Regions from separate parts of the Homo sapiens genome. Here region 1 is linked to region 2. A link is a loop called in an ENCODE intact Hi-C map of the cell type or tissue named here. Cell type or tissue: PC-3. All regions are shown on one strand. Each heading gives the region's core, and the rest is flanking DNA. Links, peaks and the distances in the headings are about the cores only. Region 1 has its middle 7.9 kb from the start of PLP1. Region 2 overlaps LINC02589 (long intergenic non-protein coding RNA 2589).

Evidence for each region. Hi-C counts contacts between places; a loop is a spot of excess contacts. Peaks named below come from ENCODE experiments on the same cell type or tissue, not always from the same donor. Only the 100,000 strongest peaks of a DNase experiment are listed, where the experiment ranks them.
Region 1: a loop joins it to region 2, with 16 times the contacts of the local background. A loop is called at or near these places in 20 of 110 quality-filtered maps.

The regions. Positions count from the first base shown.
Region 1 is chrX:103,762,110-103,775,671 of GRCh38, reverse strand. No RefSeq gene overlaps it. Among named protein-coding and RNA genes, the nearest start is that of PLP1, 7.9 kb to the left of the region's middle. RefSeq lists enhancers at 7,826-8,477, 9,130-9,781. In PC-3, for the core only: CTCF peaks have their summits at 1,186 and 1,385; a DNase peak (open chromatin) is centred at 1,421.
Region 2 is chrX:103,527,228-103,543,543 of GRCh38, reverse strand. It overlaps LINC02589 (long intergenic non-protein coding RNA 2589), which reads left to right. Exons shown (of 6, transcript NR_131237.1): 2 at 4,310-4,503; 3 at 5,316-5,408; 4 at 5,588-5,637; 5 at 12,360-12,434; 6 at 12,647-12,777. Among named protein-coding and RNA genes, the nearest start is that of RAB40A, 16 kb to the right of the region's middle. RefSeq lists an enhancer at 9,808-9,877. In PC-3, for the core only: a CTCF peak has its summit at 9,932 (motif pointing left); a DNase peak (open chromatin) is centred at 9,923; H3K4me3 peaks cover 485 bases.

The DNA of each region.
Region 1 (13,562 bases), core at 1-2,500, 240 kb before region 2:
GAGGCCGGTGTCCTCCCATGGATGGCCTTTAAAACAACTGGCTGGCATATAATAAGAGGGGCACCTGTTGGAAGACTCCGGAGAAGGAAGGTATGGTCTCCTGGAACTTTTCCTGTGATTTTGCCTTGGGAGAGGAGAGAAGAGGAGGGAGATACTGAGCAGAGACTAGTACCTTCCTGGGGTGGGAGAAAGGCAAGATTGTGTCTTACAGTTTTCTCTTTGGGCTGTGACTTTGGACATGTTACTGGCTTGGGCTCTGCTGTTAGGAAATGGACGAGTCTTTGGCAGATGCCCCTGTGGGCCCACTGGGGCCAAATCCTGCACCGTTTGAGGCTTGCTTAGAGTACTAGAACTCTAGATCCTTTGCTCTTGTATCAGCCCCAAGAAAAAAGGATCTCTGGAAATGCTGCCCCTTGCAAAACGGTATAATAGTAGCTTTCCAGAGCAGACGAGACTAAGGCCATGTGACTGATGGAAAAGGGTCCTAGAGCCCCTCGCCCTCCCCAGCCCTGCTCGCCAGCCACAGACTATGCCTGCTTTGGAAGCTCAACTGTAGGATTGAGCCAGCAATAAACTTCTGGATGGTCACTGTCGGAATGGCCCTGGAGAAGGGGGAGGACCAAGAGCAAGAAATCGCCAAATGTGTCTCCTCAGCTCATCAGATGGCAGGAGTGAGCCCAAACTTTGGGAGTTCAGATTTAGAGGATGAGGCAAATGATCCTTCACAGCTCGAATAGATGAGACAGCTCTCCACACAGGGGACATCACTCAGACTGAGCCCTCTCACAAAGCTTCCCCTGAGTTCTCAGCAGCAGCTCTGGGGACAGCAACTCTACTGGAAAGAAAATATGTGTTCCCAATAAACCCACAGATACCAATTTATCAACCACATTCCCTTAACACACATTTCTCTTCTCCTTTCTTCCATCTCCATTGCCTTAATATTCATTCTATCCTCTCCCCAAGTCTCAATCTCTTTGTCTCTGTTACCTGTCTCTGTCTCTGTTTCTCTCTATGTGTCTGTCTCTGTTTCCTTTTTCTCTCTCCACATTCCCTGTCTTCGCCTTGTTCTTATGCTTGTTCTTATGCCCAGGGCCAGAAAAGGGACCCAGCCAGGTGACCGTGTCTCACTCATCCCAGTGCCTTAAGGTTCCCAACTCCCTAGAATCTAGTGTGTTCTCATTGCTCTGTACATCCCGACACTCTGCCTCAGTACCTCGTCAGCAGACCTTTCCTGAGGGCTCCCTACAGACCTCATAGGGTATCTTCCCAGGTCCTCCAGAGCCCATTTTTATCTACATACCCCCACCTATTTCTGTGATTCTGCTTCCATTGGTTCTGCTGGGTGCCCTTGGCAAAATATTCTTGAGTCCAGCTAGGCTCCTGCACTGCCAAGGGATTCCTCAAGAGGCACTGCCAGCCTTCTTGGTGCAGCCTGCTGCCTGTACTGGGTGCCTGTGGGAACAATGCAGGATTGTATAAAACTCGTAAACAGTTTGCTTCATGCAATTCTGATGGTACCTCAGAGAATCTGGGCCCCCTTGATCATGGCTTGGTTTGACTGTGCAGCTTTCTTGCAAATAACTCGAAAACACTTGAATATTACCTCCACTCTCTGCTCTATGATCCCATAGTATCAGATTATTGAAGGCCACAGATCAAGTGGGTTCTCCTTGCTTCATTGTGTAGACTGAACTCTAAAACTCAGAGAAGTCCAGTGAATTTCTCCCAGGAAAAACTAGATAAGGGATCAAGTGCCCAATCTAGTGGCCAACTTCTCCCTGAGCACAGAGAAGAACATAAAGGGGAAGAGAGAAGCGCGTACCAGTGAAAGCCTGGGTCATCTGCTATTATTTGGGCTTCTAGAGCTGAGGCTTTGCTTCTCATTCCCAGGATAATGTCTTCCCAGACCAAATTTTGGAAGGCAGCTTTCCTAGCCCTGGCATAGAAGACTGGCTGGCTGGCAGGCAGGCAGTATATTATGTCCTATGTACTGTGGCTAGAACTTTCCACACCCAACTTCATGCCGATTGGCTAGACTATGCCTTTCTGGCCAAGAGAACCGAGGGCTGAGGGCCAGAGATGTCACATACTTTGAGCTGGCAGACAGGGGTAGAGAGTGGAGGGTGATCTTCTGCCTTTCCTGAAGGTTCAAGGAACAATGGGAGGATGGATAGGGGCAGGCCATGGGGTGTATTTGTGAGGGGGAGATGCCCGTGGCTTGGGATGGAGTAAAGAGTAGCCTGGAAGCCAAAATAATCACATGAAAAATCTCAGCTAAAGAATGCCTGAGGAGCACCACATAGCTACTAGCAATGTGAAGAAACAAGCTGTCCACAGAACCCACCTCCACCAACATAAAAACTTGGCCAGCTTTTGCAGGGTTGCCCCTGCAGGGAGGATGCTTGTTTGATGTGATTTCTGAGCAAAGTAGAAATAAAACTAGTATTATTTCTGGGGAACCAATGTTATTTGTTCAATTTGACTGATGGGATACTGAGACAATTTTCCCAATGGCACCTAGCAAGCAAAGACCAGAGCCATCTCTAGAGAATGCCTGTCTCCAGACTCTTATTGCTTGGAAGTTGCTTGGGAGGTTGTTCTGCTGTGAAAAAATGTGTGAATAGAGAGCCTTTGCCCTGAGCAACAACAGCCGGGGGCTGGGGGAGGATGGACAGGCTTCGGGCTGCTGTAGCCCAAGTTTTCAACCTTCTACACTTCTCAGGTTAAGTAGGAGGCCGCTATTTGAAACCCAGGGCAGAGGCAAACTTCCGGCAGTTTGTAGGATCAGTGGGGTTCCAAATTAGTCAGTAACTAGTCAACATGGTGAAACCCTGTCTCTACTAAAACTATAAAAATTAGCCAGGCATGGTGGTGCATGCCTGTAATTCCAGCTGCTCGGGAGGTTGAGGCACAAGAAGTGCTTGAACCTGGAAGGCAGAGGTTACAGTGAGGCGAGATGGTGCCACTGCGCTCCGACAGATCTCAAAAAAAAAAAAAAAAAAAGATTACACAAGATACTGAACATAAAATTCTTACCATAGTGCCTATGCTCAAGTATAATAACAATAATAATAATAATCACCAGATGGGGTGACAGAGTATCTCTGCAAATGTTTGATAAGCATTTAAAAAATAGAGGCTGAACTTTAGTGATCTCTAGAACCAACACCTTTCAGATCCAGGATTCCTATACTTCCCCTGAACCTGCCTATCTTTAAAATGGAGCCAAGGATATGTGCTTTGAAGAAATGTTGAGACTCTTTGAGACACACCTAGCAGTTTCTTTGTGTATTTGTTGTCTTCTAACATCTCCACCAGCACCTCTGGGTATGTCTATCACTAGGGTGACCAATCACCAATCATCCCGGTTTGCCAGGAACGAAGAGATCCCAAGATGTGGGACTTTCAGTGCTAAAAATGGGTACGGCCTGGGAAAACCAAAACAAGTTGGTCAGCCTACACCAGCACTGGAACACTGCCTTAAGCATTGTGCTTGAAGCAGTTGCCTCAAGGGCTGCCAACAACAAAAGCAGGTGTTAGGTTCCCCTTGCTGAAATCACTAAATGGGAAGTCCCCAAAGCCCCCCATTCCTCTGCTCTTTGAAATATCACGCCCAGGCAAGTAGGGTTGTCAGATAAAATACATGATGCTCAACTCAATTAAATTTGACTTTCAGATAAACAATGAATAATCATTTAAGTATATCCGAAATACTGGATGGGTCATACTTATACTGAGAAATTGCTCATTGTTTGTCTGAAAGTCTAATTTAACTGAATGCCTTGTATTTTTATTAGTGAATCCGGCAGCCCTACAGGCAAGGGCAGTCTGCTGTGGCAAGACAAGCTGGCTTTTGGGGTGTGAGCCACGAGAATGGCTAGGGAAATCTCACACAGGAAATCATGTTCCCTATGGACACACCTTCTTCTCTGCATCTCAGCCCTCAATCTCTTCATCTTGTGAGCCTGCCCTGGGCACCCCAGTCATGCTTTGTTCTGGGGAGGATCATCTGGGGCAAGGCAAGATGAGATGGGTCCTGAAGCAGGATACATAATCCATAATGGTTAGGAGTTTAGGCTTTGTAGGTAGCCAAATTGGGTTCATATCCCCCCTCAGCCTGGGACATAGCACAGTAAATGGCAATTCCCTGTTAATACTTAGAGGCCACCAGGCACAGTGGCTCACACCTGTAATCCCAACACTTTGGGAAGCCTAAGGGAGGAGGATCACTTGAGGCCAGGAGTTCAAGACCAACCTGGGCAACATAGTGAGACCCCCGTCTCTACAAAAAATTTAAAGATTAGCTGGGCGTCATGGTGCATGCCTGTAGTCCCAGCTACTCAGAAGCTGATGTGGGAGGATCACTTGAGCCCGAGAGGTCAAGGTTGCAGTGAGCCCTCATTGTGCCACTGCACTCCAGCCTGGGCAAAAAAGTGAGACCCTCTCTCAAAAAAAAAAAAAATTACTTAGTTGCAGACCTTTGTCTTTTCTTTTCTCTTCTTATCCTGTATCTAGCACTTTGCCAGACATCGAGGGGAAAACAGAGAAATGAGATGGTTTCCGGATGCAACCCTTGTTCTGAGAGAGCTTACAGCCTCCTCTGGAAGGAATATTACAGGCGTTAACAAAATGAAAATTCAGACAAAACTAACATTGAGCACCTATGCTGTGCTTGCCCTGCCCTAAGTGCACAAGTAAGCCAAATGTCAGCAGAGTGTCATCCTGTCCATTCCAGTTCAAATATAATTGGTTCAAGTTCCATGTTACCCCTTACCAGGGAAGTCCAGTGTCTTCCTCAAGATTTCTGAGAATTCTGAAAGGGCTCAGAATCTGAAAAGGCTCATCCTGCAACATAATGAGCAGAACAGACTTATTCTAGTCCTACTACAAATTACAACCTCTTTTTTTTTTTTCCCCAAGACAGGGTCTCACTCTGTCACCTAGGCTGGAGTGCAGTGGCGTGATCTCAGCTCACTGCAACCTCTGCCTACGGATCCCATGTGATCCTCCCACCCCAGCCTCCCAAGTGGCTGAGACTACAGGCACAAGCCACCACGCTTGGCTAATTTTTTGTATTTTTGTAGAGATGAGTTTTCGTCATGTTGCCCAGGCTGGTCTCAAACTCCTGAGCTCAAGCAATCTGCCCGCCTCGGCCTTCCAAAATGCTGGGATTACAGGCGTGAGTCACCATGCAGGCCCAGATTACATTCTCTAAACAACCTCCTGATCAGCAAAATCTTGGCAATGGTGAAAACCTGTATATCATTGATTAATTATCTGCAGCTTGACTTTGTCGGCCCTTGGCTATAAGGGAGGCACTAAGAAAGAAACAAGCAGCCCCCTGTCAGCTAGGACCTGGCCTGGCCCTATCAGTTGGGACTTACTGTTCTACTGCTAAACAATTTCACAGAATATCAACATCAGACAAGGCCACTCCGTGACCATGATGGATCAAGACATAACAACACCACTGTGTAATCAGATCTGAACACAGATAAAACATAAACAGTGTTTAAACCATAAACGTGATCAAACTTCCCTCTATTCTGGGGAATATGAATGGCTGCTTCTTCTTTAATTACATCTTTATCTTTGCTCTAATCATCCGTCCTTATAGATAGCACTTATTGAAATACCCAATTATAGAACTACCCTGCTTCCTGACAGCATCCAATCAAGAGTAAAGCCCCACTTCCTTAGACCCTCCCCAAAATCACTTAAATCCAAATCCTATAAGTCATTCCTAACACTGTCTTACTGAGGTTCCCCGATTCCTCATAGTGTGCACTCTCCCTTACTGCAATTTATTATCTCACTTTTATCCCACAAGAAAGAAATGATGGTCACCCCCATTTTACAGATAATAAAAGTGAGGCTCAGAATTTAACATTCCCAAGACTGATCAGCTAGTCAGCTGAGAAACCATACAAGAACTAGGACTTGCTTTTTGCAGTGTGCCACACTGCCCTTAAAAGAGTGCTTAAAGGGGGATTCTATTACATTCCTGGCTATTTCTCTAAAGAAAATTTCATTTTCCAACAGTCTGCATCTTACTATTAGTTGACATATTGGCATATCATCCCTTCCATGATTATCCCTGGCCACTTTGCTCTCATTTACCTGGCACACTATAGTTGCTCATTTAACTCTGTGTGTGTGTGTGTGTGTGTGTGTGTGTGTGTGTGTGTGTGTGTGTCTGGAGCTGTGCCTGGTTACTAGAATCACCCCGACCATATCTGCACAGAACAAAAACAGGCAGAATCTTTTTCTTCAGGTCCCTTCCAGGCTGGCCCTAACAGAGCTGAGAACTTGGCAGGCTATGGTGAGGCTGCTGCTAGCTCAGCACAGGAGTTTCAAGAGAGCGTGAAGAAAGGGGCCCAAGCTGCCTCTGCAGAGCTTCTGACTGTTTAGTGCTGACAGTGGAAAATCACCATCAGTCATCCAGCAAAGATGGAGTGGATTCTTACTGCCATCAGCCTCCTGCCCACCATGTGCTGGACACAAGAGGAGCAGGAAGGGGTTCAGAAGGGGTATAACATATGGCTTCTACTCTGGGAAGCTTACCTCAGCCTCCCCTACTGAGACTGTCTCCTGCCTTCTCTTGTTTCCTTCTCATGTGGGACCAAGTGTTGAGATGCTAAAAGAAATACTCCTGGGGGCAGAGGGTAGATATGCTGGCGGATGTGGGCATGAAGCACAGGCATAAGAGACCTTAGATGAAAACTGTAAGCATTCGGGTCGGGGGCAGTGGCTCACTCCTGTAATCCCAGCACTTTGGGAGGCTGAGGCGGGTGGATCACGAGGTCAGGAGTTTGAGACCATCCTGGCCAACATGGTGAAACCCCATCTCTACTAAAAATACAAAAATTAGCCAGGCGTGGTGGCGGGTGCCTGTAATCCCAGCTACTTAGGAGGCTGAGGCAGAGAATTGCTTGAACCTGGGAGGCAGACTTTGCAGTGAGCTGGGATCGCACCACTGCACTCCAGCCTGGGCGACAGAGCAAGACTCCGTCTCAAAAAAAAAAAAAAAAAAAATGTAAGCATTCATTGACCTAGGCATGTCAGCTCTAGGATAAAGACCAGACAAGAAGGTCTCCAGGGCTGGGGAGGTGAGAGAAAGGGAAGGAGGAGAGGAACAAAGTAGGGAAGGAGGAGGGCAACAAAGTTTTAGGCATTTTATGCAGCAGGGGCTTAGGGACAGCTATCTGAAATGTGTCTTAGGGGAACAAGGGAGTGTGCCTTTTCCCTTTTTTGAATTATGCATTCATTTTGGGTGGCTTGCTGAGCAGTTGGTAGCTTGTATCAGTAAAAGTAGAGCTAAAGCTGCTCTAAGGTGTTGTGAAAGGAAAATAAATCTCAGGACCCCAAAGTCACTAAGCCCGGGGAAGAGTCAAGCTGGGAATTATGTCAAGCAAACCTGCCTCCCATTTTATTCCTAAGTAAGATAGCTACAAAGATAAAAAGCTACATACCTCCCTCATAATTTGTCACAAGGAAATTTCTTGTGGGATTCAAGATCTTTACCCTAAAAGAGCTCTGTTTAATTTCACCCTGGCAATGTAAACTGATAGCTTATCTTCATAGGTACCAGAAAACAGACAGAACTCAAAGTTATAGCTCCGCTCACCTGAGACAAATGCATATCTGATCACGTCCTCTGCCTTATTGTTTATGTAAAAATGCAGATTCACAAAGCCAGACTAAGGCATAAGTGATTACTCCTCTATCCACCTCTCACATGTAAATTGTGTATTCAGTGAAAGACTAATCAGAGACTCAAAAGAATGCAACCATTTTTCTTTTATCTACCTATGACCTAGAAGCCCCCTTCTTTGACTTCGAGTAGCCCGGCCTTTCTGGACTGAACCAATGTACATCTTACGTATATTGATTGATATCTCATGTCTCCCTAAAATGTAGTATAAAATCAAGCTGTGCCCCAACCACCTTGAAAACATGTTGTCAGAACTCCTAAGGCTGTGTCACAGGCACGAACTTAAACTTGGCAAAATAAACTTTCTAAATTTATTGAGATCTCTCTCAGATACTTTTGGTTCACAGTGTCATGAGAGTGACTCCTTCCCTGGGCCAGGCAGGAAACCGAGGAAGCTAATGAGATGGGACCAAGGAGGAGGGTCTGGAGTTTTGAGAAGGGGCTGCCAGGTTCCAAACTGTGTCAGATTCAGTGCCTTTTTCCTGAGAATCAGCTGAGTCAGTGGCTGCTATGGGCTGTCCGAGATTGTACTCAGAACCTTCCCTCAAGGGCACTGTGGCTGCTAGGGGTAGAGATGTGTGCTGGACAGAGCCCACATGTAGGAGCTATAAGCACAAGACATCCTCTCCCCACAAAGCCCTAGCCTAGTGTTAGGCCTCTGAGCCCAAGCCTGCACGTATACGTCCAGATGGCCTGAAGCAAGTGAAGAATCACAAAAGAAGTGAAAATGGCTGGTTCCTCCCTTAACTGGTGACATTACCTTGTGAAATTCCTTCTCCTGGCTCATCCTGGCTCAAAAGCTCCCCCACTGAGCACCTTGTGACCCCCACCCCAGCCAGCCAGAGAACAACCCCCTTTGACTGTAATTTTCCACTACCTACCCAAATCCTGTAAAACAGCCCCACCCCTGTCTCCCTTCTCTGACTCTCTTTTCGGACACAGCCCGCCGGCAGCCAGGTGATTAGAAAGCTTTATTGCTCACACAAAGCCTGTTTGGTGGTCTCTTCATACAGACGCATCTGAAATTTGGTGCCATGACTCGAATCGGGGGACCTCCCTTGGAAGATCAATCCCCTGTCCTCCTGCTCTTTACTCCATGAGAAAGATCCACCTACAACCTCTGGTCCTCAGGCCAACCAGCCCAAGGAACATCTCACCAATTTTATATCCGGTAAGCAGCCTCTCTTTACTCTCTTCTCCAACCTCTCTCACTATCCCTCAACCTCTTTCTCCTTTCAATCTTGGTGCCACACTTCAATTTCTCCCTTCTCTTATTTTCAGTTTCTTTCCTTTTCTGGTAGAGACAGAGGAGATGCGTTTTATCCGTGAACCCAAAACGCCGGCTCCAGTCACGGACTCGGAAAGAAAGTCTTCCCTTGGTGTTTAATTACTGTGGGGACGCCTGCTTGATTATTCACCCACATTTCAGAGGTGTCTGATCACCATGGGGACGCCTGCCTTGATCCTTCACCCTTAGTGGCAAGCACCACTTTTTGGGGGTCAAGCACCCCCCACCCTTTCTCTCTGTGTCTCTACCCTCTCTTTTCTCTCTACTTTCCTGGGGGGCAAGCACCCCCCACCCCTTCTCCACTTTCCTGGGGGGCAAGCATCCCCCACCCCTTCTCTCCATGTCTCTACCTTCTCTTTTCTCTGGACTTGCCTCCTTCACTATAGGCAGGCTTCCACCCTCCATTCCTCCTTCTTCTCCCTTAGCCTGTGTTCTCAAGAACTTAAAACCTCTTCAACTCACACCTGACCTAAAACCTAAATGCCTTATTTTCTTCTGCAATGCTGCTTAACCCCAGTACAAACTCGACAGTGGTTCCAAATAGCAAGAAAACGGCACTTTCGATTTTTCCATCCTACAAGATCTAGATAATTCTTGTCATAAAATGGGCAAACGGTCTGAGGTGCCTGACATACAGGCATTCTTTTACACATCGGTCCGTCCCTAGTCTCTGTTCCCAATGCAGCTCCTCCCAAATCTTCCTTCTTTCCCTCCTGCCTGTCCCCTCAGTCCCAACCCCAAGTGTTGCTGAGTCTTTCCAATCTTCCTTTTTTATGGACCCATCTGACCTCTGCCCTCCTCCCCAGGCTGCTCCTCACCAGGCCAAGCCAGGTCCCAATTCTTCCTCAGCTCTGCTCCCCCACTCTATAATCTTTTGATCACCTCCCCTCCTCACACCCAGTCCAGCTTACAGTTTCGTTATGTGCCCTCCCCCACCAGCCCAGCAATTTCCTCTTAAAATGGTAGCTGGAACTACAGGCATAGTCAAGGTTAATGCTCCTTTTTCTTTATCCAACCTCTCCAAAATCAGTTAGCGTTTAGGCTCTTTTTCATCAAATATAAAAACCCAGCCCAGTTCATGGCTCATCTGGCAGCAACCCTGAGACGCTTTACAGCCCTAGACCCTAAAAGGTCAAGGGCCGTCTTATTCTCAATATACATGTTATTACCCAATCCGCTCCCAACATTAAATAAAACTCCAAAAATTAAATTCCAGCCCTCAAACCCCACAACAGGACTTAATTAACCTCACCTTCAAGGTGTACAATAATAGAGTAGAGGCAGCCAAGTAGCAACATATTTCTGAGTTGCAATTCCTTGCCTCCAGTGTGGGAGAAACCCCAGCCACATCTCCAGCACACAGGAACTTCCAAACACATAAACCGCAGTGGCCAGGCATTCCTCCAGGACCACCTCCACCAGGAACTTGCTTCAAGTGCTGGAAATCTGGCCACTGGGCCAAGGAATGCCCACAGCCCAGGATTCCTCCTAAGCTGTGCCCCATCTGTGCAGGTACCCACTGGAAATTGGACTCTCCAACTCACCCGGCAGCCACTCCCAGAGCCACTGGAACTCTGGCCCAACGCTCTCTGACTGACTCCTTCCCAGATCATCTCAGCTTAGCGGCTGAAGATTGATGCTGCCCAATCACCTCAGAAGCTTCCTGGACCATCACATACGCTTTGGGTAACTCTTACAGTGGAGGGTAAGTCCGTCCCCTTCTTAATCAATACGGAGGCTACCCACTCCACATTACCTTCTTTTCAAGGGCCTATTTCCCTTGCCCCATGACTGTTATGGTTATTGATGGCCAGGCTTCTAAACCTCTTAAAACTCCCCAACTCTGGTGCCAACTTGGACAATATTCTTTTATGCACTCCTTTTTAGTTATCCCCACCTGCCCAGTTCCCTTATTAGGCTGAGACATTTTAACTAAATTATCTGCTTCCCTGACTATTCCTAGGCTACAGCCACACCTCATTGCCACCCTTTTCCCCAGTTCAAACACTCCTTCACATCCTCCCCTTGTATCTCACCACCTTAATCCACAAGTATAGGACACCTCTACTCCATCCATGGTGACCGATCATGCACCCCTTATCATTCCATTAAAACCTAATCACCCTTACCCAACTCAACGCCAATATCCCATCCCACAGCAGCCTTTAAAAGGAGTAAAGCCTGTTATCACTTGCCTGTTACAGTGTGGCCTTTTAAAGCCTATAAACTCTCCTTACAATCCCCCCATTTTACCTATCCAAAAACCAGACAAGTCTTACAGGTTAGTTCAGGATCTGCACCTTATCAACCAAATTATCTTGCCTATCCACCCCATGGTGCCAAACCCATATACTCTCCTATCCTCAATACCTCCCTCCACAACCCATTATTCTGTTCTGTGTGGCAAACATGCTTTCTTTACTATTCCTTTGCACCCTTCATCCCAGCCTGTCTTCGCTTTCACTTGGACTGACCCTGACACCATCAGGCTCGGCAAATTACCTGGGCTGTACTGCCACAAGGCTTCACAGACAGCCCCCATTACTTCAGTCAAGCCCGAATTTCTTAATCTGTTACCTATCTCGGCATAATTCTTCATAAAAACACAGGTGCTCTCCCTGCCGATCCTGTCCAACTGATCTCTCAAACCCCAACCCCTTCTACAAAACAACAACTCCTTTCCTTCCTGGGCATGGTTGGATACTTTTACCTTTGGATACCTGGTTTTGCCATCCTAACAAAACCATTATGTAAACTCACAAAAGAAAACCTAGCTGATGCCATAGATCCTAAATCCTTTTCCCACTCCTCTTTCCGTTCCTTGAAGACAGCATTAGAGAATGCTTCCACACTAGCTCTCCCTGACTCATCCCAACCCTTTTTCATTACACACAGCCGAAGTGCAGGGCTGTGTGGTCGAAATTCTTACACAAGGACTGGGACCGCTCCCTGTGGCCTTTTTATCCAAACAACTTGAGCTTACTGTTTTAGCCTAGCCCTCATGTCTGCATGCGGCAGCTGCCTCTGTTTTAATACTTTTAGAGGCCCTCAAAATCACAAACTGTGCTCAACTCACTCTCTACAGTTCTCATAACTTCCAAAATCTATTTTCTTCCTCACACCAGATGCACATACTTTCTGCCCCCCTCCACTACCTCTCAGCAAGCCGAACTCATTGCCTTAACTAGAGCCCTCACTCTTGCAAAAGGACTACGCATCAATATTTATACTGACTCTAAATATGCCTTCTATATTCTGCACCACCATGCTGTTATAAGGGCAGAAAGAGGTTTCCTCACTACGCAAGGGTCCTCCATCATTAATTCCTCTTTAATAAAAACTCTTCTCAAGGCTGCTTTACTTCCAAAGGAAGCTGGAGTCATTCACTGCAAGGGCCGTCAAAAGGCGTCAGATCCCATCGCTCAGGGCAACGCTTATGCTGATAAGGTAGCTAAAAAAGCAGCTAGAGTACAACTTCGTCCCTCAAGGCCAGTTTTTCTCCTTCTCATCGGTCACTCCTACCTACTCCCCTACTGAAACTTCCACCTATCAATCTCTTCCCACACAAGGCAAATGGTTCTTGAACCAAGGAAAATATCTCCTTCCTGGTGGGTGCCTGTAATCCCAGCTACTCAGGAGGCTGAGACAGGAGAATCCCTTGAACTCAGTAGGCTGAGGTTGCAGTGAGCCAAGATCATGCCACTGCACTCCAGCATGGGTTACAGGAGCAAGACTCTGTCTCAAAAAAATAAATAAATAAAATAAAATCTCTCTTATTTAAAAAAAAAAAAACAAAAAGAAAAAAAAAGAAAATATCTCCTTCCAGCCTCACAGGCCGATTCTATTCTGTCGTCATTTCATAGCCTCTTCCATGTAGGTTACAAGCCACTAGCCCGCCTCTTAGAACCTCTCATTTCCTTTCCACCGTGGAAATCTATCCTCAAGGAAATCACTTCTCAGTGTTCCATCTGCTATTCTACTACTCCTCAGGGATTGTTCAGGCCCCCTCCCTTCCCTACACATCAAGCTCGGGGATTTGCCCCTGCCCAGGACTGGCAAATTGACTTTACTCACATGCCTCGAGTCAGGAAACTAAAATACCTCTTGGTCTGGGTGGGTAGAGGCCTTTCCCACAGGGTCTGAAAAGGCTACTGCGGTCATTTCTTCCTTTCTGTAAGACATAATTCCTTGGTTTGGCCTTCCCACCTCTATACAGTCCAATAACGGACCGGCCTTTACTAGTTAAATCACCCAAGCAGTTTCTCAGGCTCTTGGTATTCAGTGAAACCCTCATACCTCTTACCATCCTCAATCTTCAGAAAAGGTAGAATGGACTAATGGTCTTTTAAAAACGCACCTCACCAAGCTCAGCCACCAACTAAAAAATGACTAGACAATACTTTTACCACTTTCCCTTCTCAAAATTCGGGCCTGTCCTCGGAATGCTACAGGTTACAGCCCATTTGAGCTCCTGTATAGACACTCCTTTTTATTAGGCCCCCGTCTCATTCCAGACACCAGCCCAACTTGGGCTGTGCCCCAAAAACTTGTCATCCC
Region 2 (16,316 bases), core at 8,829-11,328:
AGCCTCCACATACCCATTTTCTCAGTTTATATGCTGCAGGGAGCACTAACAGAATCTGCAGATAATATTTGCTGTCACTTTTTAAATCTAAAGTGTCCAAAGTCTTAGAGTTTCCCAGGTGCCATCTAGCCCCAAGTAATGAACATGAAACATCTTTCCATTTGTCCATGCTTAGTTTTCCATCTTTCATTTACACTATTACTCATTACATTGTTATACTTGTACATCTGGAACCTAATCTGGAAAATCTTGGTGCAAAAAGGCAGTGATTTCTGGAATTTAGTTTTCATGTGTCCACACTACTACACAAATCCCTTGGTTGGTTTAGGGATGCATCCCATTTAGAACCTGACCTGATTTTGTGTTATAAGTGCTGGGCATGTGTATCTTTTCCATTCCTTTTATTATTTTTAATTGCACAAGGAAAGTACTTTAAGAGTGTTTTAATGTGCATATATTGATTGTTCCTGGGCCCTGGGCTGAGTGAGACTCTGACTCAACTTGTACCCCGAACCCACTGTGTCAGGATTCTCCCCTTCCAGAGGCTGTGATGCTGAGCCCTGGGTGGTTTCATGCAGTCTCTCCCCGTTTCCATCCCTTGTGGAAGTCACTGCTTGGCTAACTAGGTGGCTAAACAGAGGAGCCTACTTTCAATTTAAGGGGATGTATTTGGGAGAATACAGAGAGAGACATTGTGTTCGTGCATTTTGAGTTGCTATAAAGGAATAATACCTAAGGCGAGGTAATTCATAAAGAAAAGAAGTTTATTTGGCTCACAGTTCTGCAGACTGTACAAGAAACATGGTGCCAGCATCTGTTTCTGGAAGCTTTTACTCATGGTAGAAGGCAAGGGGAGGTGGCATGTCACACGGCAAGAGAGGAAACAATAGAGAAAAGAGGAGGTGCCTGGCTCTTTTTAACAATCAGATCTTATGGTAACTAATGGAGCCAAAACTCACTCATTACCACAAGGATAGCACCAAGCCATTCATGAGGGATCTGCCCCCATGACCTAAACACCTCCCACCAGGCCCCACCTTGAGCATTGGAGATCACATTTCAACTTGAGATTTGGAGGAGACAAATATCCAAACTGTATCAAGCATGTTATGAAACTACTTTCATTTCATTTTCATTTCATGACCTTCACTAAAATCCTAGGAAGAAGAGACATTGTCTGACAGCAAAATGTAAGGTTCATTTGAGAAACATGCTTCTCCTTTCCCTGGGCATCTGTAATGTCGCTGAAGCTACTCAGTTGGGGCTGTAATTTCCCTGATGCTGCTCAGCTTTTCCTGAAGCTATCATGTGGATAGATTGATACATTAGTTTTGTGACAACCATATTACCTAGTTCCTTTGGCTTAGGGATGTTCCTCATTCTGATGCTAAGCCATTTTCCTATGGGAAGGACTGGAGATTTTTTTTTTTTTTTTAGATTATTTTTCTCACTTCCAAACCTAACATGCTTTTGTTGGAAAATGCACAAAAGGAAAAATATCATTAGAAACCCTAAAAATTCTATTACTCATGGATAAGAACTGTTAACTTTTGAATATTGCTATGGTTTGAATGTCCCTTCCAAAACTCATATTAAAATTTTATTGACATTATAACAGTGTGGAGAGGTGGGGCCTTTGAGAGGTGATTAGGTTATGATAGCTCTAGCCTCATGAATGAATTAATGCCATTATTGTGATAATAAGCTTCTAATAAAAGAATGACTTCAGCCTGGTTTCCTCTGTCTTCTGCACTCACTTCTACTTTCCACACTTCCATCATGGGATGACCCTTGCCAGATGCCAGCACTGTGCTGTTGGACTTGCCAGCCTTCAGAACAGTGAGAAATACATTTCTTTCCTTTATAAATTATCCAGTCTCTGGTATTCTGTTATAGCATCAGAAAATGGACTAAGAGAAATAAACATTTTTCCAGAAGTTTTACTATGCAAATGTAACTATACTTAAAACAAAAATCAGATAATATCCTACTTACAGCTTTATAAACTGCCTTTTTATGAAAAACATATTTTGAAGGTCAATCTATATCAATCAATATAAATCCACATAATAACAAAAATGGCCATAGAAACAGTAATGGTCTATTCAGGTATAATAATAATAATAATAATAATAATAATAATAATAATAATAGCTAATGTTTATTGTGATTTCCTCAATGCCTGATACTGTCGCAGGTGCTAAACATATACTTAATCATTTAATCCTCACCACATTATATGATGAGGCACTGTTGTTGTCTGACTTTAAACATAAGGGAACTGAGGCATAGTGAGGGCAGGGCTAGCAAGTGCTGAGACTTCAATTTGAACACAGGCAGTGTGGCTCCTGAGCTCCTACATGTAATCAGTATATGCCACTGCCTCTCATATGAGAACACCAACCTTATTATTTATCAGAATAAAGCAAAATACATGAAATTAAGATACTATGTCTTCCCCCATTTGACTAAGCAGAGATTTAAAATATTGAAAAAATGAATGTGATTTGGAATTTGGGGAAATGTGTCCTGGAATACTGTGGAAGGGGCTGACCAGCATCTTGTCTCCCTTCCTGTTTCTCAAAAGACGTTCCTATTCTGAGTGGAGGGGCTTTGCTGTAGGTGGAGCAGAGAATGGTTATGTTTCCCAGTGATTTTATCCTTTTGTATATTTATAAGACCAATAGGTGTTTATTACAGTTAAAAAAGTGAAAACATAGGACATAAAATAAAATAACCATTCCTCAAACATAACACCTAAAGATAAGACCTGCTAATGTTTTCATCTGCATTATTTTCTTAGAAGTTTTCTCATGTAGGAATGTATATGCTTATGCATGTATGGATGCATTTATATATTTATATGAAAAAGATAAGATCTCATTTTAGTTTTTTAACCTGCCTGTGTCAATATAGTGGGTTGGATAATATCCTCCAACAATATATGTCCAAGCCTTAGCCCTTAGTACCTGTGAATGTGATATTATTTGGAAATAGAGTCATTGCACATATAATTTAGGATCTCAAGATGAGATGATTCTGGATTTAGTGTGGGCCCTAAATCTAATGACTAGTGTCCTTGTAACAGAGAGGATGGGGAGGTTTAACATACACAGGAAAGAAGCTCATGTGAAGAAGGAGGCAGAGATTGGAGTTATGCTGCCATAAGCCAGGGAAAGCTATGAGTCATCAGAAGCTGGAAGAGGCAAGAAAAAAATTATCCTCCCAAGTCTTCATAGGGAGTGTGACCCTGTCAAAACCTTGACATCAGGCTTCTGGTCTCCATAACTGTAAGAAAATAAATTTCTGCTGTTTAAAGCCACAAATTTTGTGGTAATTTGTTGTGGCAACCCTAGGAAACTAATATACTCACTAACAACATCTAAACAATATCTAAATGTCAATAATATCTAAAATGTCATTAATTGTAAATAAACACCAGTCTATGTCTTATATTGTTATGGCTATAAAGATAGTAATATCAGTGACACATTAAAGAAATTTTTAAATTGACTAAAATTTCTTGTACCAAGTGATTTTTATATGTATTGAGTCATTCACTGCTCATAGCTCCCTTACGAGATAGATATTGTGGCTAATCTCTGTTTTATAGACGAAAAACTGAGGGACAGAGAGAATGACTTTGCCCAAGACTACACAGTTAAGGAGTAGGTCAGCTTGGATTTGTGTCCAGTACATGTTGCTCCAGAGCCTGGAAGCTGTCACAAATTTGTTAAGTGAAAGCAGTCTGCACAGTGAGCATATTTTAGGAGGTCATTAAAAGTAATACTAAGTATTTTAATATAGTTACACATTTATGCAAACACTGGACTTAGTGACAAAAGGTGGTTTGTGATCTTGGAGAGCCTGTTCGTTGCAATCAAGGAACAGAAGCCATGGTAGGGGGATAAGGAGTCAATAAAGTGAACGATGTTAACAGAGACTGTAGAGAACTGTTTTTGGTACCTTGAATTTGAAGGAGGGGTAGGGAGAGACAGAGAGAGAATGAATTAAATATCCTATTGCTGAATGGGTAATAAGGGGTTAAGGAGGGATATTTTAAAATCTTCAATTCCTTTAAACTTAAGTACATTCAAAAACTAATGTAAAGGAGCTCTCTAATCTCAGATGTAACCTTGAAGTTGCCCACGTATTTATTTCCCTACTACCATCTCATTATGGAGTTAATGAGACACCTCCATTGGAATACTATGGGCTTTGAGTGCAATGCAGATTTAGTTATTAGTAATTAAAAGTGGGAAAACTGTGTGAAAGAAATGCTCATAACTCTTGGACTTTTACCTCTCAGGGAGGCAGCAGGCAGCTGAAATTCTGGCGTGCTGTGGCTGGATAATGCATGATCTGAGGACCCCTATACTGATGACTGTGGATGGGGCCACATTTTTTTCTGCAAATATATTCATATACTGAGCAGTCAGGAGCAGCCCTTAGGCAAATACCACACCTTGCTTCTCTGCTGTGATTGATATCTGAGCTCACCAGGTGAGTTCAAAAACATGCCCATGTTCCCAGCATTGGGAACTGGGTCTGCTGAAAGGCCTGATGTTGGCCAGCTTTTATGAGATTATGAAGCACCCAAGAATGTAGAGAACATTCTGTTTCTAAAACTTTGAACTCAAGGCATATCAGAGAGAGATTTGCCTTCCTTATATGGATGTCTGTGTTCTCATTAGGAGAGAAACAATGAAAAATAACTTTTCACAATGCCTGCCTTAGCCTTGAGGCTTAGCCAGCCCCCATTTCTGTGTCTCAGCATTTAAAGGGCCATTGAAGTCCCACTCCTTGCTATATACTCTCAAGAGGTTTTCTCATTAACCCCTCAGGACAGCTCTGTAAGGATGGTATGGTCAGTCCAATTTCACAGATAATCAGGCTCAGACTCACAGAGTCTAAACCACCTAAAGTGGCAGGACTGGAATGAGGTTCCATCTCTCACCCTCCCTAGAGGACCCTGAGCAGCCTCCCTTTTAAAAGATGGGCATCCAGGGATTGAGAAACGGTCAGATTCCATTGCCCTGCTATTATGGCCTCATGCATCCTCACTCCACAGCCCCTCTGGGTGAGGAAGAAGACAGAGAGATGATATCCTGCCCCTTGTGCTGAGAGACCTGGTTGTTAGGCCGCATGAATTGGCTGATCCCTGAAGTGGTGAGTGGGCTCAGTCAGAAGCTCAGGTGTTGGCCTTGGGACGGGTGAGCAGGAGAGAAGGAAAGTAACATGCACTGAACTACTGAAAGCAAATGCACTCTATATTTCATCTCCTTTAATCTTTTTGTTTTTGTCTGTTTTGGTAGAAACAGTGTCTCACTATGTTGCCCAGGCTTGTCTTGAATTCCTGACCTCAAGTGATCCTCCCACATCAGCCTTCCAAAGTGCTGGGATTACAGGCATGTACCACCTCACCTGGCCTCCTTGAATCTTAATTGCTATCCAAGGTACCCATTATTCAGATGAGGGTGCTGCCTTTAGGGGAGTTTTTGTGAATCGAGGAGAAAACTTTATCTCCTGACCAGCTGCTAACTCTGGAATACTCTAAAGTTTTATCATTTTCTCTTGATGCCTCCAGGTCTCTGAATGCTCTAATCTCCCTCCTGGCTGACAGTACGGGCTCCCCAGGTATTTTCCAAAGTTTTTTCTTTTTAAATTATGACATGTATAATTTTTTAAGTCTCATTATGGAAATTTAAAATGCTTTCCAAATGAAAAATAAAAAACCAGTAACAATTGTATTAAGGGAGAAAACATTTTCAAACTACATCTCAGATATTGGGTTGGTGTCTGTGATTTGTGAAACATAGTAACAAAATGATTGGCAACAATTTCAACAGATAATTCAAATAAGTATATATGTGAACAATAAATATTAGAAAACACAGAAACCACAAGAACTAATGAGATGCAAATATTTTAAAATCCTGAGAATTTATAATAATTGGAAACAACAAGATACAAAAGATGAGGACGTGATTGCACATTTGGAACAGACAATATGTGTGTGTTTGTGTGTGCGCGTGTGTGTGTGAATGTGTTCATGTGCACCTCACAGGAGCACATCTGGAGAGTATGCACCATCCTAGGGACAGTAGACCCCTTGGAATCAAAGGGTGGGAGTTGGACCAGTGAGAGTGCAGATTAATTTCAATTTATGAATGTACTCATATATTGTTTAAAATTCAGTATTTGGGAATACAAATATTTTGATAAAAATTTGAACACAAGATAGTTTTGAACTGATTGTCAAAGATAATATGCACATATTTTCATTAATTTGAAAAAGAATTCATTGTGTTATATTATGAAAGAAATAAAAAATTTAATTGAATCTGTGTGTGTGTGTGTGTCCTCTAGCTCTGTCACCCCATATACACACTCACAGATGTAGCATTATCTTTAATTCAGATGGGAGCTGCAACCAATCTGAGTTTTATATATCCTAGAACATGATGAATACAAGGAGACTGCTATCATTAGATCAATAATTCAAAAAAACCTCTGGCTGATATAGTGAAGCTAACTTCCAACCTCAATCCCTCTCCCTTCCCTGCTGAGCCTCTGGTCTGACTCTCAATGCTGCAATCCTGTCTTTGGCTACCAGGAGGCATCACAGCTATCTCCATGTCTTTTGTTCTTTTATTAATGAAAAGGGAGTACATTTTGCTAAGAGTAACAAATGTTATGAAGTGATTTGTTTACTCTGACACCAGTTCTATTTGGAAAATTCACATATTAAAGCAGGTCCATTTGCTGTTGACCCCAAATCTACATCATATTCATTAATTTATCTCTTCCCTCCACGGTGTAGGTTGAGGTGTCCATAAAGTGGATAGGTTCCTCCCAGAGAGCAGGGTGTTGCATTCTTCATTACTGCACCCCTGTACAGGCTTCCCAGGCCTTCTCCCAACCCCTCTCAGTCATCTTCTCTCCTGGACACTATGAACAAGCTGCCCAGGTCCTATATCAGTGACCCATCCACTCTCAGCCACCTCCTGCCTGCCCTGCACTGACCAATGACGACTGGTGACTGCCAAGATGCACTAGAGCTACCTGGTGTTTCATGGCATGGATTTCCTGGAGCATATGTTTTTACAGTCTTGTTTTTTACCCCTATCATTTTTTTTTCCTTCTGAGTATGGGGAAGTGGATTTGGGTCTGCTCAGAGGCATGATGCTGAACAGCTTTTATGAGATTAGAAAACACCCAAGAATGTAGAGAACATTCTGTCTCTAAAACTTTGAACTCAAGGCATATCAGAGAGAGATTTGCTTTCCTTATATGGATGTCTGTGTTCTCATTAGGAGAGAAACAATGAAAAATAACTTTTTACAATGCCTGCCTTAGCCCTGAGGCTCAGCCAGCCCCCACTTCTGTGTCTCAGCATTTAAAGGGCCATTGAAGTCCCACTCCATGCTATATATTCTCCACAGGTTTTCTCATTAACCCCTCAGGACAGCTCTGTAAGGATGGTATGGTCAGTCCCATTTCACAGATGACTAACTCAGGCTCACAGAGTCTAAGTCATCTCCCCAGGTAAGTGGCAGGATTGGAATGAGGTTCCATCCTTCGCCCTCCCTAGAGGACCCTGGGCAGCTTCCCTTCTAGAAGATGGGCTTCCAGGGCTTGAAAAATGGCCAAATTCCACTCCCCTGCTATTGTGGCCCCACGGGTCCTCCACTCCACAACCCCTCTGGGTGATGAAGATGACAGAGGAGATGAAATCTTGTCCTTTGTACCAAGAGACCTGGGTGTAGGGCCACATGAGTTGGCTGATCCCTGAGGTGGCGAGTGGGCTCAGGCAGAAGCTCAGGTGTTGGCCTTGGGAGAGGAGAGCTGGAGGGAAGGAAAGTAACATGCACTGAACTACTGTAAGCCAATGCACTTTATATTTTATCTGCTTTAATCTTTTTTTTTTTCTTTTTTTGGTAGAGACAAGGTCTTGCTATGTTGCCCAGGCTTGTCTTGAATTCCTGGCCTCAAGAGATCCTCCCTCCATGGTATCCCAAAGCACTGGGATTACAGGCATGAACCACCTTAACTAGCCTCCTTTAATCTTAACTGCTATCCAAGGTACCCATTATTATGACCATTATTCAGATCAGGGTGCTGCCTTTAGGGGAGTTTTTGCAATCCAGGAGAAACTTTGTTATCTCCTGACCAGCAGCTAACTCTGGAATACTCTAAAGATTTATCATTTTCTCTTGATGCCTCCAGGTTTCTGAATGCTCTAATCTCCCTCCAGGCTGACAGTACGTGCTCCCCAGGTGTTTTGGAATGTTTTTTGTTTTTCAATTATGACATGTATAATTATTAAGTCCCATTATGGAAATTTAAAACATTTTCCAAGTGAAAGATAAAAACCCAGTAACCATTGTATTAAAACAGGGGAGAAAACATTTTCAAACTACGTCTCAGATGTTGGGTTGGTGTCTGTGATTTGTGAAACATACTCATTAACAAAACAATTGGCAATGATTTCAACAGAAAATTCAAATAAGTATATACATGGACAATAAACATATTAAATATGCAAAAACCACAAGAACTAATAAGATGCAAATATTTTAAAATCCTGATAAATTATAATAAGTGGAAATGACAAGATGAGAACTGTGATTGCACTTTTGGAGAAGACAATGTGTGTGTGTGGGGGGGGGTGGTGAACGCGTTTATGTGCATCTCACAGGGACACGTCTGGAGAGTATGTGCCATCCTAGGGACAGCAGACCTTTTGGGGTCAGGGGGCAGGAGTCAGGTCTGTGAGAGATGCAGGATAAAATTCCTATTTTTGAGTATAATTTTGCATATTTTTTGAAACTTTATATTAAGGAGAAGAGTATTTTGATAAAAACTTGAACACAAAAAATCCTTATGAAGAGACTGACAAAAGAATTGTATACATGTATTCACTAATTTGTGAAAACATTCAATGTATTCGATTTTATAGTGAAACAAAATAGATAAAAATCGAATTGACTGTGTTTCTACATGTGTGTGTGTTTGTATCTGTGTCTCCTCCAGCTAAATTACTCCAAATACACACTGACAGGTACAGTTTTACCTTCAATTTAGAGGTTGGTGGTCTAGAACTAATCTTGCTTTTAGATATACAGGAAAATGAAAGATACAGGGAGATTGCTACCATTAGGTGAATAATTCCAGAAAACTTTGGCTGATACTGAAGTTTTCAGCCAAGCTCCTAACCTCCATCTGTCCCTCCCAGTTGATGAACCCCCTAGTCTGAAACTCTCAGAGCTGCAATCCTGACTCTGGCCCGACGTGATATCTAACTCCATTATTATTTTCCTTTTTCTAATGAAAAAGAGTACATTTTTCAAAGAGTGGCAAATGTCTTGGAATTGTTTGTTTACTGTAAGTTTTCTTTGGAAAATTCACATGTATATTAAAGCAGGTCCATTTGCTGTTGACCCTAAATCCACATCTCATTCATTGATTTATTTCTTCCTTTGTTAGTGCAGTTTGAGGTGTCCATACTGTAGAGTGGTCCCTCCCAGGGTGTAGGTTGTTCACTCTCCATTACCCCACACCTGAACAGGCTTCCCAGACCTCCTCTCAGGCATGCCCTCTCCGGGACGCTATGGACACAGCCGTCCAGACCCCATTCCAGTGCCCCCATTCTCTTCCACTCACCTCCCGCTGCCCTGGTTTGCGCTACACCAGCCTGCTAAGGACTGCCAAGGCTCGCTCCTCGTACGTGGTGTTTCATTGTATAGACGCCATGGAGTACATGTTTTTGCAGTGTTCTTTTACACCTATCAATTTTTTTCTGGAAGAATTAGAATCATTCTGTCCATAGGTTCATAGACTGGGTTTTAGTGGAGGGTATTTTATTTTTTCGCTCATTGCGTAAACGTCTTTGTAGAGGTTTGATTATGAAGGTACGTTGGTGCCCCCTCGTGACAGAAGCCTGAACTGCAGCTTTTACGTCTGAGCAGGAAGGTGGGAAGGAGCAGTTTGGCCCAAGCCCACTCTATGGAGTTTTCTGGAAGTCTGGATGGAAAATGGAGCAATTCCAGGCTAAAAGAATATTTATGGCCTCCAAACAAAGTGCAGCCTCTCACTATGCTGAGGAGAAGGCTTTATGTGGGAGCAAGAAAAATATTATTTTTATTTGTATGCTTTGAGTCCTCTGCAAAAATAGCTGTAGATGGATATGAGCAAAAATGGATCCTGGCTACTTATGATCTTTGTAACCTGCCTTTGACTTTATTATGACAATTTTTCCATGAAAATACATGTCTACCATAACATTTTAAATTACTTTACAACATAATTTTAGTTTTTATTTTTGCCATCAACTGGATGTTTCATCTTATGGATGGTACCACATTTATTTCACTTTGAGATAAAAATGTAGTTCCTTTACCATGTTTTATTATAAACAGTAGCAAACATAACATCCTTGCTCACATATATGCAAATGTATTTGTAAGAATTTCTTTATGAGATTGTCAAAATGCTCTTTTATTATGAAATCTATAAAGTTTTATATTAACACAATACATGATAACATTATTACTCATATATATTCCTACTAATATGGTATGAAAGTGTCTGCTCACACACTGGAAATAATGTTGATTATTGATAACTGGTTAGGCAAGAAATCATCTCTCATCATTGTTTTCATTATAACTTATTTTTACTGCCTCCTAGAATTCCATCCTATGGATGTGACATAATCAATTTTCACAACCCTATGTTATTCAGAGTGTCCTGATATTTCCTTTAATCTACACTGGCATCTTTTCAAGGTCTGTGCTCTGCTGAAGGGCACAGTTCCTGTGGCTGTTTGCACTGAGCTGAATGTGTCCTCTTGGAACACAGCAAACTGTCTTAGAAAAATTCTAGTATTGTGATAATAGAACCCAATTAGCGCATGAATGTGGGGGAGTGTGTGTGAATGTGTGCAAGTGTGTGTGTGCTGACAACCACACTTGCCTCTGCTTCCTTCTGCCTCTTCATGGTTTTGCATCCTGTTTGGTCTCCCTTTCTAAATTCAGGTCTAGCAGTGAAGAGAGGGTATTGTTAGGATGGCAGTCCTTATAACCAGACCCTTATCAACATCCTTCACTACATCCTGAAGTTAAACTTTTAAAAAGGAAATTGTTGGTGCTTAGTGTATGCACCTATGTAACCTTTTGATAAGTATTGTCATGCTGACACCCAGAATGTTGTGCCATTTAGGCTCCCCAAAGTGGAACAATGTGAAAAAGTTTGGAGAGGGGTGAGGAAAGTAATAATGCTGGCATCCTGTCACAGAGGGAAGGCCCGGGACCCTGTTGTGGTCCCACTCTCAAGCCATCCCAACATTTGGAAGACATGAAAATGATCAGACCTGAATTAGACTTCAGGTAGCATGTGGGGTGGGGGAAAGGTCATTGGAGGAACACAGGACGTAGAGTCAGGGCTGGGATACAGCTACAGCTTTATGTACATTCGTGTTTATATAAGACATGTGCATCAAGGCCTTTTTATGAAAAATTTTGGTCATTCCTGTGGTACAATAGAAGCCTTGGCCAATATTTTTTAAACAAATTTCTTGCAATATTATTTATAGACAATGGAACCCATTCATTTTAAGGTTGGTGATTTTTATTAAATGTATAGAGTTGTACAACCATCACCATAATTGAGTTTCAGAAATTTCAATTGTCCCCAAAACTCCCATTGTGCTTCAATGCAGTTAAACCTGCACCTATCCTCAGCTCTTGGAACCACAGTTATGCTTTGTGTGTCTGTGGATTTGTTCATCCTGGACATTCATATAAATGGAATCATGCCGTATTTGGTCTTTTGCATCTTTCACTTAGCATGATGTTTTTAGGGTTCATGTGTATTGTAGCATGTAGCAGAATTCATTCATTTTTTAAAGGCTGAATAATATTCTATTCTAAGGATATACCACATTTTGTTTATCCATCTGTCTATTGATGGTCATTTAGATGATTTCTGCTTTTTGCCTGTTATGAGTGATGATGTTATATACGTTTATGTACGAGTTTTTATGTAGACATAGGTTTTCATTTTTCTTGGCTATGTACCTAGGATTGGGATTTCTGGGTCATATGGTAAATCTCTGTTTATTCATCTGAGGAACTGCCAGACGACTTTCATAACCCTGACAGTCTTGAGGAGTACAGGCTCAGTCTGTTGCTTCTCTTGTGATTTGACTGTGGTTACAGATTTTGAGAAGGAATACCACTAGTTCCGGTGCCCTTCTTGTCGCATCATATCTGGGAGTATACGATGCCTGCATGATGTCACTGGTGATGTTAACCTTCATCATTTGGTTAAGGATGGTGTTTGTCATGTTTCTCCAGTGTACAGTAACTATTTTTCCTGTATCGAGAGAGCATATGGAGAGAAGAAGGAAAACACATGTTTCTAATTTCACTGTGAGTCACTGTCATTTCTATGTGGTGGAATGAGCACCCTGCTGGGCCTGGGGGAAGGGAAGAAAGCGGTTCTACCATCTCCATCCAACTGAGTCATGGACCCCATGAGTGGAGTTTGGGGTACAGGGATGAAGTCATCACTCACCCCATTTCTTACTGTTTCATAGTTTTTCCTACCTCCTATTTTCCCCCCACCCTGTTGTATATGACAGAAATATGTTTCCTTTGCGCTCCTGAGGGGCTTGATGAAAACCTTATACTATGTCTGCTGGACAGGACACTGGAGCAAGAGATACTGGAGATCTCTCTGCATCCTGGCACCAAACCCAAACCAGTAACTCTGGGACATTCTTGACTGAGGGGTAAGTCACTTCTCCTGCTAGCCTCCCTTAGAAAGTGCATATTTCTGTTATGTGGGAGCTTCATTGCTGTGTGGTAGAGTAATGGTGAGGCACACAGAAGCAGGTAGAGATGGAGTGCCTGGTGGGTGAGCCAACACCCAGGGCACAGGCTCCAAGACTTGTGCTGCCTGATTCACCCTTCTCATGGTCTGGGTCTTCCCATCTTTCGGTCGTCTCTCAGAGTACCTTGGATTCCTGTTACATCCCATACTGTCACAAAGAGCAGGGGACAAATGGGGTGGGGAAAGGAGCAAAGACAGAGAGAGGTAGAGGTGATCCCTGGAGGGCCTGCTGTTTTCTGTTCTCTTCGCTGTTCTTTCTTGTTCCACATGTTTCTTTATTTCACCCCACAGTTAACCTCAGAAACCTGGTAATCCATATGATCCCACAGCTATGCCTCATGGCCCAAAGGGCAGGATTTCATCTCCACCGTCCTTTTCTTCAACGTGAAGGGCTGTTGAGTGAGTACCCTTAGGGCACAATACTGGGGAAGTGTAAAATTATCATCTTCCAAATGGGAAGCTGCTGGGGGTGGGGGGCAAGAGATGGAACCTCATTGCCATTCTGCCACTTATCTGTAGAGGATCTTAGTCTCTGTGAGCCAGAGCTTGATAATCTGTGAGATGGGACTCACCATATTTTCTTCACACTGCTCTCCTGATGGGTAAATGGAATAAACTATATATTTTTATACTACTATCTTAGTCCGTTTAGTATTGTTAAAAAGGAATATCTGAGGCTGCATAACTTATAAAGAAAAAAAACAAAACAAAACATAATAAAATTGTTATGTGGCTAACAATTTTGATGGTTGGAAAGTTCAAGATTAGGCATCTGCTTCTGATGAGGTTCTCAGGAAGCTACCACTCACGACGGAAGGCCAAGGGGAGCTGGCTTGTGCAGAGATCATATGGCAGGAGAGGGGAAAGAGATGGGAGGTGCTGGGCTCTTTTCAACAACAAGCTCTTGTGGGAACTAATAGAGCAAGCACTCACTCATCACAGCAAGGTTGGCACCAAGACTTTCATGAAGGATCTACCCCCATGACCCAAACACTTCCTGTTAGGCTCCACCTCCAACACTGGGGACCAAATTTCAACATGAGGTTTGGAGGAGACAAACATCCAAACCGTAGCAAACACTTATTGAAATTTTTTCTTCTAAAAATATTGTTTCTGAGATGTCTCTAATAAGGTGACTTTGGGGCTGTTTTGATATTTTGGCCATGCTGCCATGACCATTCTTGCACCCGTGCCAGAGACTCTCTGCAGTGCAGACCTGAGAGGGCAGCAGTTGATGGGGCTATGCTTGCTTCTCTCATATATGTTGCCGAGTATATCTGCAAATATACTCTGTACCGTTTTGTCCTCCTGCAGCAGTGTATAGGATTTTTATGACTCCACAATTTCAATGTAAACAGGACACAGCATAGATACAAACTCACTTTTCAGGTTTTCTCATCAAACTCTAGAATTATTCCAGGACATATTCTGAGGCATAAAGTAGGACTGTTATGTTTGTGTTTAGAAATGCACATGTGAAATATGCCATTTATGTGGATATCAATGGAGAAAAATGAAAAGTATTTTAACATTATAGTGATAGGATATAAAAGTAGCAAATATTAATAAAGTTGGGAAACCCATTATTGCACAAATCTAGAGAAACAGGTGCTCTCATCTTGTAGTTGGTTGGGATATTCATTAGTAAAGAGATTTTAACTTTCAACTAGACAGTATATACTAAAAATAGTCATGCTCTTTGACCAAAAATAATCATTTGTGGAAACATATCCTCCAGATACAGCCTGGGAGGCCCCTGTCATTATCACTCATGTGTCCCTACTGCTGAGGGCTGAGCTGACCATTTCCCTAGCTGGTTTGTTACCTTCAGCCCCAGCCCCATTCCTGACCCTGAGCTATCTATCCTTCCAACCAAACAGGAGAATCTGTCTCATGGCTGAATGCCCAGCCTTGATGAACCATATACGGAGCTTCTCCGCATTGACATGGAGCAATGCTCAGGTCCCTACTCCTGGAGGGACCTGTAGACCTCTGACCTCATCCCTGCATTGGAGAAATCTCTCTTCTTCTCCCTTCTCTGTGTCCTCAGGACCCTTCCCCTCCCTGCCAAGTACAAGCAGTCCAATCCTTTCCTTAAGTTTAAGTTTTCACACAGGATGAAGCAAACACTGGCTTCAGACAGCTTCTGCTTCTAGCCCTGCTATAAACCTTCCCTGAGACAGGGGGAAAGAGGCCCAAGTCTTTTTTTTGTTGTTGTTCTGGAAATGCAGGGAGGGTGATATGGTTTGGCTTTGGGTCCCCACCCAAGTCTCATCTTGAATTGTAATCCCCAGGTGTTGAGGGAGGAATGTGGTGGGAGGTGATTGGATCATGGGAGTGGTTCCCCCATGCTGTTCTCATGATAGTGAGTGAGTTCTCACAAGAGCTGATGGTTTTATAAGTGTTTGGCACTTTCCTCTTCACACTCTATCTTTTCTTGCCGCCTTGTGAAGAAGGTACTTGCTTCTCCTTCACATATCTCCATGATTGTAAGTTTCCTGAGCTCCCCCACACACGCCCACCCAGCCATGTGTAACTGTGAGTTAATTAAACCTCTTTCCTTTAAATTACCTAGTCTCAGGGAAGTTCTTCATAGCAGTGTGAAAACGGACTAATACAGAGGGTAAACACAAGGAGAACAGATATTAAGCTCCTTAACAATATATGTCCTGATGCTAAAGATCTGCCACCAGCAACTCAAGGTGCCTAGGCTGGCAAGTTCTGGTAGTGGACCTGCTGAGCAACCTCTTTGCCATCCAGCTCTGTGGTTAGGAGCATGTGCTTTGTAGTCACAGACATCCGTGAAGAAGAGAGGATACTGGTACCTCACTAGCAGGGCTGTCATGAGATCTAATCCAGACACTAACATAAAGAACCTGGAGCTGGGCCCCTCTAAACACTCTGCTCCATGAGTAGAAGCTATCTTTCCTCTTTGGAGCAGGAAATTCATATGTCAATTTGACCTGCCCCTGCGACCAGGGCCCCTTAACCAGCATGCACATCAGAGTCGCCTTGATGAGCCTTTTCTAAACCCTCAGCTGAAACCCCCTTGTTGGTAGAAATAGGACTTCTGTACAAAGGCCATTCAAGTCATTCGGCTGTAATAATATGGGCCTCAGAAAATGGATACCTCGATGTGGCACCAATAGTGTATATGAAAGTCTGTTTCTCCTTTATTTCACCAACACTAGGTATTACCAGCTTTTGTCTTTTTTTTTTTTTAATCTGATCTGCTCATTGTCCCATGACCTGCCCTGACTTATTGGGAAGGTCATCTCAGATGGTCACTAAACTTACATATTTAGAGGCTCTTCTCCTAAGGTTTCCAGATTTAGCAAATAAAAATACAAAATGCCCAGTTGTATTCAAATAAAAAATTGCATGTCACATCCAGAGAAACAGAACCAATCTAATGTGTA